3 separate regions of the Homo sapiens genome follow, and all the other regions are linked to region 2. Evidence: chromatin contacts called from ENCODE Hi-C or POLR2A ChIA-PET data. All regions are on one chromosome and are shown on one strand. Each heading gives the region's core, a stretch centred on a gene start or an enhancer-like site at or near the end of the contact. The rest is flanking DNA. Distances are from core to core; before and after follow the strand shown.

The links. A loop is a pair of places that touch in the nucleus more often than their neighbours do. ChIA-PET counts read pairs that join two places held with the same protein, here RNA polymerase II (POLR2A). Pooled maps may share reads with other maps.
Region 1: a pooled map shows a loop between it and region 2 (3-fold over the local background). The contact joins the enhancer-like site here to the promoter of BBS7 in region 2. A Hi-C loop is called at or near these places in 1 of 168 maps with a recorded cell type or tissue (endothelial cell of hepatic sinusoid) and 3 of 50 pooled maps.
Region 3: a map of CD4-positive, alpha-beta memory T cell shows a loop between it and region 2 (6-fold over the local background). The contact joins the promoter of TRPC3 here to the promoter of BBS7 in region 2. A Hi-C loop is called at or near these places in 1 of 168 maps with a recorded cell type or tissue (CD4-positive, alpha-beta memory T cell), 1 of 37 single-sample maps with no recorded cell type and 10 of 50 pooled maps. POLR2A ChIA-PET finds 5 or more read pairs at or near these places in 4 of 52 experiments (GM12878, HEK293T, activated CD4-positive, alpha-beta T cell and 1 more).

Annotation. Positions count from the first base shown.
Region 1 is chr4:121,976,158-121,979,956 of GRCh38, forward strand. LOC102724158 (a long non-coding RNA gene) reads left to right here. Exons shown (of 3, transcript XR_427598.4): 2 at 2,868-2,940. Among named protein-coding and RNA genes, the nearest start is that of TRPC3, 26 kb to the left of the region's middle. RefSeq lists an enhancer at 2,005-2,054. Within about 2 kb of position 1,839, at least 3 of the 41 ENCODE cell types and tissues checked have a DNase peak (open chromatin) inside an H3K27ac peak, as active enhancers do.
Region 2 is chr4:121,868,434-121,872,141 of GRCh38, forward strand. BBS7 (Bardet-Biedl syndrome 7) reads right to left here and starts at 2,041. Exons shown (of 19, transcript NM_176824.3): 1 at 1,845-2,041. The coding sequence starts at 1,880. It overlaps BBS7-DT (BBS7 divergent transcript), which reads left to right and starts at 2,218. Exons shown (of 1, transcript NR_186650.1): 1 at 2,218-3,708. RefSeq lists an enhancer at 1,742-1,971.
Region 3 is chr4:121,950,439-121,954,692 of GRCh38, forward strand. It overlaps TRPC3 (transient receptor potential cation channel subfamily C member 3), which reads right to left and starts at 1,622. Exons shown (of 12, transcript NM_001130698.2): 1 at 1,028-1,622. The coding sequence starts at 1,242. It overlaps LOC102724158 (a long non-coding RNA gene), which reads left to right and starts at 544. Exons shown (of 3, transcript XR_427598.4): 1 at 544-631. RefSeq lists a silencer at 1,213-1,482.

The DNA of each region.
Region 1 (3,799 bases), core at 589-3,088, 110 kb after region 2:
ATGTACAGCTTAATGAATTTTAACAAATAAAACTTCTGCCATAACTAGCATCAATCAAGGAACAGAACATTAGTCCAGAATCCCTCTCCATGCCCTTTTTCAGTCATTACTCCTCTTATTTCTAATACAATACAGTGTTTTTGAACTTTATATAAATGAAATCATACAGTACATATCTTCTTTTGTGTCTGCCTTCTTTTGCTCAATATTATGACTGTAGGATTCTAAAAGCTTTTTAAAAAAATGGGTAATATTGCTGTATCTAAGATTTTAATCAATGTATATGAGAGGTTTTCTATATCACCACTTCAGAAAGAAGGCAGCTATTTTGAGGCACAGATGAAATCCCTCTCTAGTGGTTGTGGTGATAGCCTGCTCAGCATTCTTTTTTGTGATTTCTATCAACCCAATTTTGTTCAGGTGTACACCCCTCTATGGAAAGCCCAAGTGACTCCCAGTGGACGGGTCTGGTTGGTAAGCTTTCTCCCCCTTGTCAGGGATTGGCTCAGGAATGGGAGTCTCCATTTCAGCCACTGAGGAAATGTTGCTGGGGTTCGAGGTATCTTTTTGCCTCCTACTCCAGGAATGCATGCAGAAGCAACCCTGTCACTCTTCTCCTGGATGTGTCATGTGTGGGCAGTAGGTTCAGACACTAAGGCTACTCTGGTCGCCTTTGTCCTTGAGGATGAAGTTGATACAAAGAGGAAGACAGAGCCAAGAATCACAAAGAAATAGGGCTTGCTACTGCATTAAGCCATCCTCGAGCCTGTGCTACCTCTAAGTTTCTAGTTACATCATGTCATCCAGCAAATTTCATTATTGCTTAATGTAGTTTGAGTTTTTTTTTTAAATACAACTAAAGGCACTTTAACTGGTATGTGTCCCAAGGACTCAGATGATTACTTGGAAGGCACATTTAATGGAATTGATGGTGATGTGAAGCTTTGATCTTGGGAAGGGGATGCGAGTCAGACAGTGAGGGATGGAGTGACATGGCATGGAGGGCTCCACCTACAACACAGGCTGAGAAGAAATCCCTCAGGAGTGAGCTATTTGCACACTGCTCACAATGCCTTGGGTTGTCAAGGCTCCATGGGTATGCTACAGACTTGAGGAACCTTTTAAGTGAAGAACGGCAACATTGTGAGTGGTGGGGATGAGGGCAGCTGCCTGTGCCAGCAGGTAGAGAAGCTTCTCCTTTCCCCCTCCCATGGAGGAAAGGACGGCCAGTGCAACAGCAGTGGTAACCCTACATGGCCCAAGGGTGTTTCTTCAGAGCACAAGGAGTGCCCTGGATGGCAAGTTGCCAGATTTTGGTAGTAGACGTGCAGGAAGACAAGGTTCTCAAGTGCTGGACACGAGGCGAAGCACAGGCATGTCAGATCCCCAGTGTTTTCCCAACACTATAGTGTGAAAATGAGAGTGATAAAAGTGGTAGGAAAGGGCCCCTCGGTGGATGGAGCTAGCTTCTCTCTCTCTCTCTCCTTCTCTCTCTCTCTCCCTCTCTCAATCTCTCTCTCTCTCTCTCTCTCTCTCCTCCTGGAGATAAGAGTAATTATATTGTCCACTAGGACTGAGAAAGCATGCCTGAGGGCGCTGGAGTTACCATGGAGAGAGGACTCTCCAGTGAGAAGGCCGTTCTGCATTTATGTGATGTAGAGCTCAGAGTGATTCAAGCTGAATTTACAGAGAAAATAGTTCTTTCTGCCACCCAAGCTGGGGAAGTGGGATAGACCAGTTCTGTTGGCACACAGGATATGAGAGAGACTGTGGATGAAGGTGGCATCTGATTTGAATTGTGAGAGAAAGATAGAATTTATACTTGCAGTGGGGAGGATGTTTTCATTAAAGGGAACTGAAAGTGCAAAGGCAGAGGGGCAGGAAGTGCAGAGTGGCTATTCAGGGTATGTGAGAATGAGAGGGGTGAGGACATTTGGAAAGAGACATGTCTAGGTGGAAAAGAGTTGTGAATGCCTCTGAAGAGGTTCGAATCTTACACTATAGGTAAAGGTGAACAATTAAAGGATTTTACCATGTCAATGATATGATTTAAATTGGCCTCAAGATGATTAAAATCAGGATGGACTAGAATAGAGAAAGATAGCGAGTGGGGAGACCAAGTTAGAGCCCACAGCAATAGAACACAGGAAAGGAAGTGGGGGCCTGAATTAGGGTTGTGGTGATAGACTATAGAGAATTTCTGGAGGTGAACTTGACAAGAGTTGATAACTGATCGGATGTGAATATGGCATGATTAACAGAAACTGCATCATTGTCACAAAATCTAGTCCCAGAGGTTGATAATTTTTTCACATCATGTTACATTTTCCACTTAACCATCTTTCTGGTGAAATGATTCCCAACTTGCAGACTATTTTGGGAGTACATTGTAGCAAAATGAAACACACACACAAAAAAGTGATAAGTGTTACATGTAAAAAGAATTTGCCTGGAACAGACTCCTTTCTCTCATGGGGTTAACAGTAGTACTGCTTTTGATGAAGTGCATTGTGCATCCCAGTGATGGTAATAGAAAGAGAAGAATTTTGGGGGCCCCTTGCACCTTCATGGCCCTCTCAACTCACTATCAGAACCTACCAGAAGTGAGTCAGAGCCAAGAACTGAAGAAATATTTTTTACAGTTTTTCAGAATTTGTTTTTTTGACTGGAGTGCATTCATTTTCTAAGCAAGAAAACTGTGCCTGGAACTTGACTCCAAAACATAATTCCCTTTATTAGTAAAGAGATGGAATTGTGAATGTGTTCCTTAAGGAATGGATGCCAAAAGCTTTCTTGATGATAAAAAGGTAACAATACCCCTTAAAGTAGTGTTTTTAAATGAATAACTTCATTATCTTCTCTTCCAGAGGGAAGACCGTAGAAGCTTTATCATAGGGCCTAGTGTCATGATCATATATTTACTCCATAAATACCTGTGAGGTAAGTATCAGGAACAGATTCTAAGTAAAAGACCTTAGATGGGAAAACTCCCAAGCAGTGATATAATATTAAAGCTGTTGTTGTAGGAGAACTGTCTTATTCTTGGTTAGTTGGAAAATAAACAGATCTTCAGAGAAAAAAGTAGAGGGAAGGGTGTCTACTCCTGAGGGCTGTTTGGTTCACTCATTTAATATTTGACTCAAGAGTTGGGCATAAAATTAGAGGGAAATCTCAGTTCCAGAGATTCTAAGCAGATTTTAAATTACTCATCCCCTTCCATGTTGTTGGCTTTGAGAATATCACTGACGACTATGGAGGGATCCTCAAGGTCCACAACTTCTTTCTCAGGGAAAGGCTAGCAATGACTTCTTAATTTTGACCTTGGCTGTTTAACAGATCTTTTGTTGTTGTTTGTTTGTTTGAGACAGGGTTTCTCTCTGTCACCCAGGCTGGAGTGCAGTGGTGCAATCTCAGTTCACTGTAACCCCCACCTCCCAGGTTCAAGCAATTCTCCCACCTCAGTCTCCTGAGTAGCTGGGACTACAGGCAGGTGCCACCATGCTTGGCTATTTTTTTGTACTTTTGGTGGAAACAGGGTTTTGCCATGTTGCTCAGGCTGGTCTCAAACTCCTGGGCTCAAGCAATCCTCCCATCCCATCCTCCCAAAGTGCTGGGATCACAGACGTGAACCACAGTGATCATTTATTTTCCCAGATTTACATTGCTTTGTGTAATCCAACCTAGAGGTCCAGTTTTTGTGGCACATAGTAATTAGAATGACTAGTTAATCCTCGAAGGATAATCTGGAATATTTGCATTATATTTTACTGCATAGCAAATCCTGCACAGCCCCACTAAA
Region 2 (3,708 bases), core at 791-3,290:
GCACTTTGGGAGGCTGAAGTGGGAGGATCACTTGAGCCCAGGTGTTCAACACCATCTAGGCAACACAGGGAGACTCTGTCTCTACAAAAAATAAAAAATTAGCTAGGCATGGTGGTGCATGCCTGCAGGCCCAACTACTTGGAAGGCTGAGGCAGGAGGATAACTTGAGTCCAGGAATTTGAGGCTGTGGTGAGTCATGATCATGCCACTGTACTCCAGACTGGCTGCGTGACAGAACAAGACCCTGTTTCAAAAAAAAAAAAAAAAAAAAAAAAAAAAAAAAGAAGATTTATGCTAAAATACCAAATATGATAATGGCCATAACATCCAATCTAACAGGTGAAGATTATTTTACAAAAAAATACAGAGGATGAAAGCAGCAGGGAACTGTCACTGCTGGTGTATAGTTAGGAGAAGAGGATGGGACCAATGGGAGAGGAATTGGTGAAAACAACACATCATGATAAAACGTTCATATAGTATAAATGACTTTATTCTGCATTCCAGAAAATTGTATTAAAGTCATCTGCTTAGATTTGTATTTCTGAAACATCAATCTAGCAAGTGATGTGAAGGATGGCTTGGAGGGAGATGAAGCTGGAGTTCAGGAGCCCAATTTGGAGGTTATTTCAATTATTCAAGCAAGAGAAGATGAGAACCCAAATGAGGGTAATAGAGATGGAAGATATGGGACAGATTCAAGAGATATTTGGGAGTTAAAAGCAGTAAGATGTGGTGACCAGTTGGATATGGAAGTACATAGCATAAACCCCTAGAAAATTGACTGGGCAAACATTTGTACCATTAACTAAAATGAGGTGGCCTAAAAATATGATGAGGAATTGGGGTAGAGAGAATTTTAGGTCTGAAAGAAATTCTGAAAGGCAGTGTAGTGTAACAAAAATACACCAGTTCTGGAGTCCGAGACTTTGATTCAAATAGCCACTCCCTAATTTTTAGCTATTAAGCAAATTACTTGCCTTCTCTAACCCCTTAGATCCTCATTTATAATATTGTCTACTTTGCAAATTCTTATGAGGATTAAATATGTTGGTAGGTATGCTAAATTCTTAGAATAAGCTAGATGCACATTAAACTGTTGTCATTGCTTTTTTTCCCCCTTTCGAGACAGTCTCGCTCTGTCGCCCCAGCTGGAGTGCAGTGGCATGATGTCAGCTCACTGCAGCCTCCGCCTCCCGAGTTCAAGCGATTCTCCTGCCTTAACCTCCCGAGTACCTGGGATTACAGGCGCCCGCCACCACACCGGGCTAATTTTTGTACTTTTTGTAGAGAAGAGGTTTAACCATGTAGGCTAGGCTGGTCTCGAACTGCTGACCTTAGGTGATCCGCCCGCCTCGGCCTCCCAAAGTGCTGGGATAACAGGCGTGAGCCACTGCCCCCGGCCCGGTTTTCATTGCTTTTACCATGATCTGCCTGGTGCGGTACAGCTCACAGTAAGAAACAAGTGCCTGGTGCTCCGCAAAAGGGTCCGGGTAGAGATGGAGATTGAGGATTAGAGGCCCTCAGGCAGCCACGGCTAGGGAGGAGGAGAAGGGCCCTGGGGGGAATCCGGGATGAGACAGTGTCACATTTTCAGAGCATCCTCAGGACCCGGCAGAAGCCAGTACCGTGGGGGCTTGTGCCGCTTTTCCCCGGTCCCCTCGGACCGTCACAGACGAAAGGGAGCTGCCCAAAGGCGGGGTGCTGAGAGGTCGGCACCCAGCCCGGCTCCTTCGCCTCCGCACCAGCTCCTGGCGACCGAGACTTTCGTCAGTGGAAGGAAGGAATCCTCTCCGGGTGCTGGGCTTGCCCAGCGCGGCGCCCGCCCTATCCCTTGGGTTTACCTGCAGATAATCCATTCGGTTTAAAATCAGATCCATGATGACTACGCGGAGGGGCTAAGCAGCGCCGGACAAGAACAGGAGGGACAGAGGCTTCGGGCCCGCAGGCCTCCGACCCAGTCAGAAGGCTGCCCGCGCCCCTCAAAAGCCAGCCCCAGCTACCGCGCCTAGGTCCTGGGCTGCACAGGCGGGGCGACAGGGCAGTGGCGTCCTGCGTGACGTCAGTACGCTGCTGCGAGGGGCTCCTGGAAGAAGATGAAGGCCCGCCCCTTTCCCGAAGCACCGCCCACTGACAGCGTGTTCCAATCAGAGGCGGAGAGGAACAAAAGAGGCGAGGTCCGGGAGACCCATACAGGGCGGTTTCCACAGAGACCCCAGACGCAGTCTTGGCTCCACCCTCACCGCGGCCCAGGGCTAATACTGGACTTCTTTCCTTATCGCTGTAGAAAAAACTAGATAAGCCTGCTAGATTCTGACCGATTTCACTCTGACATTGGAAAGGGTCCTACAAAGAATTAGGTTCCACCGTTATAGGTGCTAGCTTACAGCAGCGGTTCTTAGACTTTTGGCCTTAGGACTTATTTACAAGACTCTTAAAAACCGTTGAGGAGCACAAAGACCATTTGCTTTTTGTGGGTTTTCTCTCATTTTTAATGTTTTTTTTATTTCAATAGTTTTGGGTGTACAGGCGGGTTTTGGTTACATGGATGAGCTCTTGAGTGGCGAATTCCGAGATTTTAGTGTACCCGTCACCCACCAGTGTACACTGTACCCAATATGTAGTATTTTATCCCTCACCCCGCTCCCAATCTCCTCCCTACCTGGAGTTCCCAGAATCCATTATATCGCTCTGTATGTCTTTGCATCCTCATAACTGAACATGCAGTATTTGGTTTTCTATTCCTAAGTTACTTCACTTAGAATAATGGCCTCCAGTTCCATCCAAGTTGCTGCCAAAAGATATTATTTCGTTCCTTTTTATGGCTGAGTAGTATTCAATGGTGTATATATACTACATTTTCTTTATCCACTCGTTAGTCAATGGGCACTTAGGTTGGCCCCATATCTTTGCAATTGCGACTTATGCTGCTATAAACATGCGTGTATATGTGTCTTTTTCCTTTGGGTAGATACCCAGTAGTGGGATTGCTGGATTGAATGGTAGCTCCACCTTTATTTATTTATTTAAGGAAACTTTATACTGTTTTCCATAGTGGTGGTATTAATTTACATCCCCCAAGCAGTGCAAAAGTGTTCCCTTTTCACCATATCGACACCAACGTATATTTTCTAAATTTTATTTTTTATGTTTATTTTTTTTTTTTTGAGACAGAGTCTTGCTCTTGTCCCCCAGTCTGGAGTGCAATGGCACTATCTCGGCTCACTGCAACCTCCGGCTCCCGGGTTCAAGTGATTCTCCTGCCTCAGCCTCCCGAGTAGCTGGGATTACAGGTGCCCGCCACCACGCCTGGCTGATTTTTGTATTTTTAGTAGAAACAGGGTTTTGCCATGTTGGCCAGGCTGGTCTCGAACTCCTGACCTCGTGATCCGCCTGCCTCATGGCCATTATTGCAGGAGTAAGGTGGTATCTCACTGTGGTTTTAATTTGCATTTCCCTGGTGATTTAGTGATGTTGAGCATCTTTTCATGTTTGTTGGCTATTTGTATATCTTCTTTTGAAAAATGTCCTTTGCCCACTTTTTGATGGGATTGTTTTTTTCTAGCTGATTTGTTTGAGTTCCTTGTAGATTCTAGGTACAAGTCCTTTATCAGATGCACAGTTTGAAAATATTTTCTTTTACTCTATGGGCTGTTTACTGATTATTTCTTTTGCTGTGCAGAAGCTTTTTAGTTTATTTAGGTCCCA
Region 3 (4,254 bases), core at 372-2,871, 82 kb after region 2:
CCAAGTTCTCTACCTAGTTCTGAGCGTTCTTCCTAAAAAAGACAGTAAACCCTGCGGCACTCCCAGTGTTACGTGACAGAAAAAATACAGAGCATCTCACCCTGTGAAACCGATCACCCTCTTTTTATCTTCTCTGCGTCTCGCACTGATTAAAAGCTGTCTCCAAGATTGGAAATTAAGAAAAGTTGCTCTTTCTCATGCATTAGCGCGCCGACCGCTCCTTCGTTTAGAAAGAGAGAGAGGGAAAGAAAGAAAGAGAAAAAGAGAGCCCGCGCGCCGGGGCGCGAGCCGCTGACCCTGCACCGCCTGGGAACCGCAGTCAAAGTTATCACTAAAGCGGTTCCCCGGCTGCCCGATGCCCACTCTCTCCCTCAGGGGACCCTATAGGGCTTCGGTTCCAGTTTTACCCCAAATGTGACTGAACCACAGAGAGACGAGGCGCCTGGGCAAACCTTCAACCCACACCCTGTATCGCACTGTCCCCTCCCTACTCCCCACTTCTCTGCCCCCGCCCCCGACGTCCCAGAGCGTCGGAGGGGACCCAAGTCCACGCTGGGACGCCCGGGAGGAGTTCAGGGTTCAAGTGCGCGCCTGGGTCTGTGCACATCTTCCCCTTCCTCGGCCTCCCTGGGTAAGCTCGGGACCCCGGGGTCCGTCTTCCAAGGGGTGCCCAGCCCTGGCAGCAGTCGTGCGAGCTCCTCGGCTCTAATACAGGGAGTGGCTGCTCGCCAGGATGCTTGTCTGAAGTCAGTGTGCCCGCCTGCGGGCTGTTCCGTGTGCTTGAGCCTGGACAGAGCCCCTGCCACGCACTCGGCAGCCCCTGTGTCCCTCCACCGCGCGGGACCGAGGGGGCGAGCCTCCGGCCGAGGTCTGTCCCCTCCAAATCACTCCAAATCGAACTGCCTGGCCGTACCATGTGGGTCTCGGAGGTCCCGGGCTCGACGTGGAGCCGCCCGGCGCGCGCCTTCCCGCCCCCCGCCCGGCACCGCCCTCCGAGGCGCGGGCCGCGGCCGGGCCCGGTACTCACAGGTCCGGCCCGTGGGAGAAGGGCGGCGGGCAGTAGCCGTGCGGCTCCCGCTGCGAGGGCGCCGAGCGCGGCTCCAGCCCCCCGTTGACGCCCCTCCAGCCCCGGCGGCGGCGCTGCGGCTCCGCGCCCTCGTCCTCGCCCTCGTCTTCCTCCTCCTCCGGCGCCGGGAAGGTCACCCTTGCTTGTTCTTTGCACTTCCTGACCTTGGTGGACATCGCGCCGGCTGCGGTCCGAGTGTGGGGGTGCCGGCTGCCGGCCTCCTCCGCCTTCGCGGCAGTGCAGTCTTCCCGCGGCGCCCCTTCACCACCTCCCGCGGCTTCCGGGGCCCCGGGCGGCCCAGGGCGGGAAGGCAGGAGCGGAGAGCGTCGCGGCCCGCGATCCAGCAGTTAGAGGCTAGCGCCGAAGCCGAGCTGCCGCCGCCCACCATCAAACCGTGGGAGCAGCTGCCGCGGCCGTGGCTGCGACGAGGAAGCCCGGGGCCGAGCGGGGCTCTGGTGCTGGGAGAGGCTCTCCAGCCCCGCGGCGGCGGCGATGCCTCCTCGGCGCCCGTCTCCTGTCTCCGACAGCATCACTTGCTAGGACAGCATCGTTACTCAGGGAGAAGGAGAGGGAGGGCGGGAGGGGGAAGAGGAGGGGGAGAATCAATTCCTTATCAGACAGAGCTGGAGAGGAAATCAGACAGACCGCAGGTGGGGAGTAAAGAAAGAGAAACTTCCCCTCCCCACTCTCTTTCTCTTCCAGAGGATCTAGGGCCCTTTTTGCATCTACAGAAACAAGTTTCCTAAGGAAGGGAAAAGGAAATCCACTGGCTTGTTAATTTTCCTGCAGCCAACTCTCCAAATTTGTCTCAAAAAGCATCACTTGTTCGTTGGGTTACTCCCGGTAAGACTTGGTTGAACCTACGGAGGTTTAAGTACCTTCCCCTGAGTGCCTTCGTACTCCATCCAGCCTGGTAATGTTTTAAACGTGCATGATGCTTCAGTTCTTTTAATGACTCTCAAAGGCGTCTAATAAGATTTATATACTTTCCAAGGAAGATTTTTCAGCGAAATGCAGTCTTCTTTTTAAAACACACTCACAAAAATTGCATTTTAGAATTCAAGACCAGTCATTCTTTTGGGAGGAAAGAGGTACAGAATCTTAGCAGGAATCTTAGGGATCAAGGAGTCTCTTGGTCCTTTTAAATAAGAAACCCTTGGCCTAGAGAGACTGAAAAAGGTACTCATGATAGGTGGGTAGTGAGAAAACTTAGATTAGATCCAGAAGAGTGTGTTCTTCCAGACTTTCCCTTGCTTCAAATAGACGGCTTTCTAGCAAGTCCAACTAGGAAAAATCACAAAAATACTGGACACGCTCTGATGAGATAAAATTTATTTAACTGTATCCAATTATACTGTACTTTTTAGAGGAACAATTCTTCCCAAATTTAAGCAAAACACAAGAAAATGTAGCTCCTTTGAATTTAATTCTTAAAAAGTAAATAAAATATTGTGTATTAAATTGGCAAGTCTATATGTTGAAAGAAGCAATAGCATTTATACATCTAATATAGGAAAAACAAAAACAAGTAAATATTGTATAGTGCTTTATGTTTGGAAGTGCTTTTCAGTTGTTAGTACATATGCAAGTGTTAACGGTTTCACAATGTAGGTTAGCAGACCTATTCAGTTTCACCTCTGGAATATCTCTAAAGCAGGACTGCCCTTCTCCACCCGGTACCACCGCCTCAATTCAGGCTCCCCTGCTTCTCCCTGCTATCCAGCCTTTCTGCAGCCCACCTCTCCCCATACTGTTTCATTCTTTGTACTACTGGAAAGACCATGCTTAAAGCAAAGTCTGATCACGACTTTTCTCTATAAAAATCTCTGGTGGCTTCCCACTACTTTCAGGTTAAAATCCAAGTTTTCAATCTCTCCTCCCATCCTTTTTCATACACATTCTAACTGCAGTTACCCTGAACGCTCAGTCATCAACTGACATGCTAGATACTTTCCCATTTCTCTGCCTTTGTCTATGGCATTCCTGTCACTGAAATGTCTCTCTTCATTCATCTGCTACACTGACTTTTCCTTAAAGAACTAGGTTAGCTGTGGCCTCCAGTCTGACAGCCCTCTTGGGTCCCAGTGGATTTTCCACAGGCTCTGGTCCTTACCCACACTGTGTATACCACAGTCTTACCAGTGATCACATCATACTGAAATTCACTCTGTATGTGCCTGTTTCCTCTAAACTATGAATCCCTTGAGGGTGATGTGGGATCTTATTTATTTTGAGCTATTAGGGGCTCATCTTTTTGTCCTTGCTATTTAGATCAGTACCTGATGTGCAGGACAAGCTAAATAAATGTTTGTTGGATGAATTTATGAAGTTTATAGTTTCTTTATAATTACTTTAGTATGTTTATAAACTGCCCTTATAGGACCATGGATAGAAGCTCTATAGCAATGCTGGAGTCACCAGGATTTACTCTTACACAATGTCTTAGTCTCCTGAGGCTGCCACAACAAAGTACCAAAGACTGGGTGGCTTGGGTGGCTTAAACAACAGATACTTAATTGCTCACAATTCTGGAGACTAGAAGTCTGAGTTCAAAGTGTTCACAGGGTTGGTTTCTTTTGAGGCCTCTCTTTGTGGTTTATAGATGGCTATCTTCTCCCTGTCTTCACATGGTCTTCCTTCTGTGCCTGTGTCTTGATCTCCTCTTCTTATAAGGACACCACTCATATAGAATTAGGGCCCACCCTGATCACCTCATTTTACTTAATTACCTCTTTAAAGACTCCATCTCCAAATACTGGCACATTCTGAGGTACTGGGGGTTAGGACTTCAACATGTGAATTCTGGCAGTACACAATTCAGCCCATAACAGAGGAGAAGTTTCTGATCTCAAAAGGAATAGAAGAAACCACAAAGAAAAAAATAGACATGAAAAGCAAAGATTAAACACTTCAATGTATCACAAAAATTTTAAAATATAAATAAGGTTATCTGTAAGAATTACTGCTCAACAGTGTCTTCTTATTAGACACAGCATAGAAGTTAGACTTAGCAATTTTCTGAAGGTAGCAAGAGCACAGAAACAGGTAAAGTGTTCCTAACAGTGTACATTTCTTTCCCCTCCTTAAGAGCAGAAGTTCTTGGCCGGGCGCAGTGGCTCACACCAGTAGTCCCAGCACTTTGGGAGGCCAAGGTGGGCAGATCACGTGAGGTCAGGAGTTCGAAACCA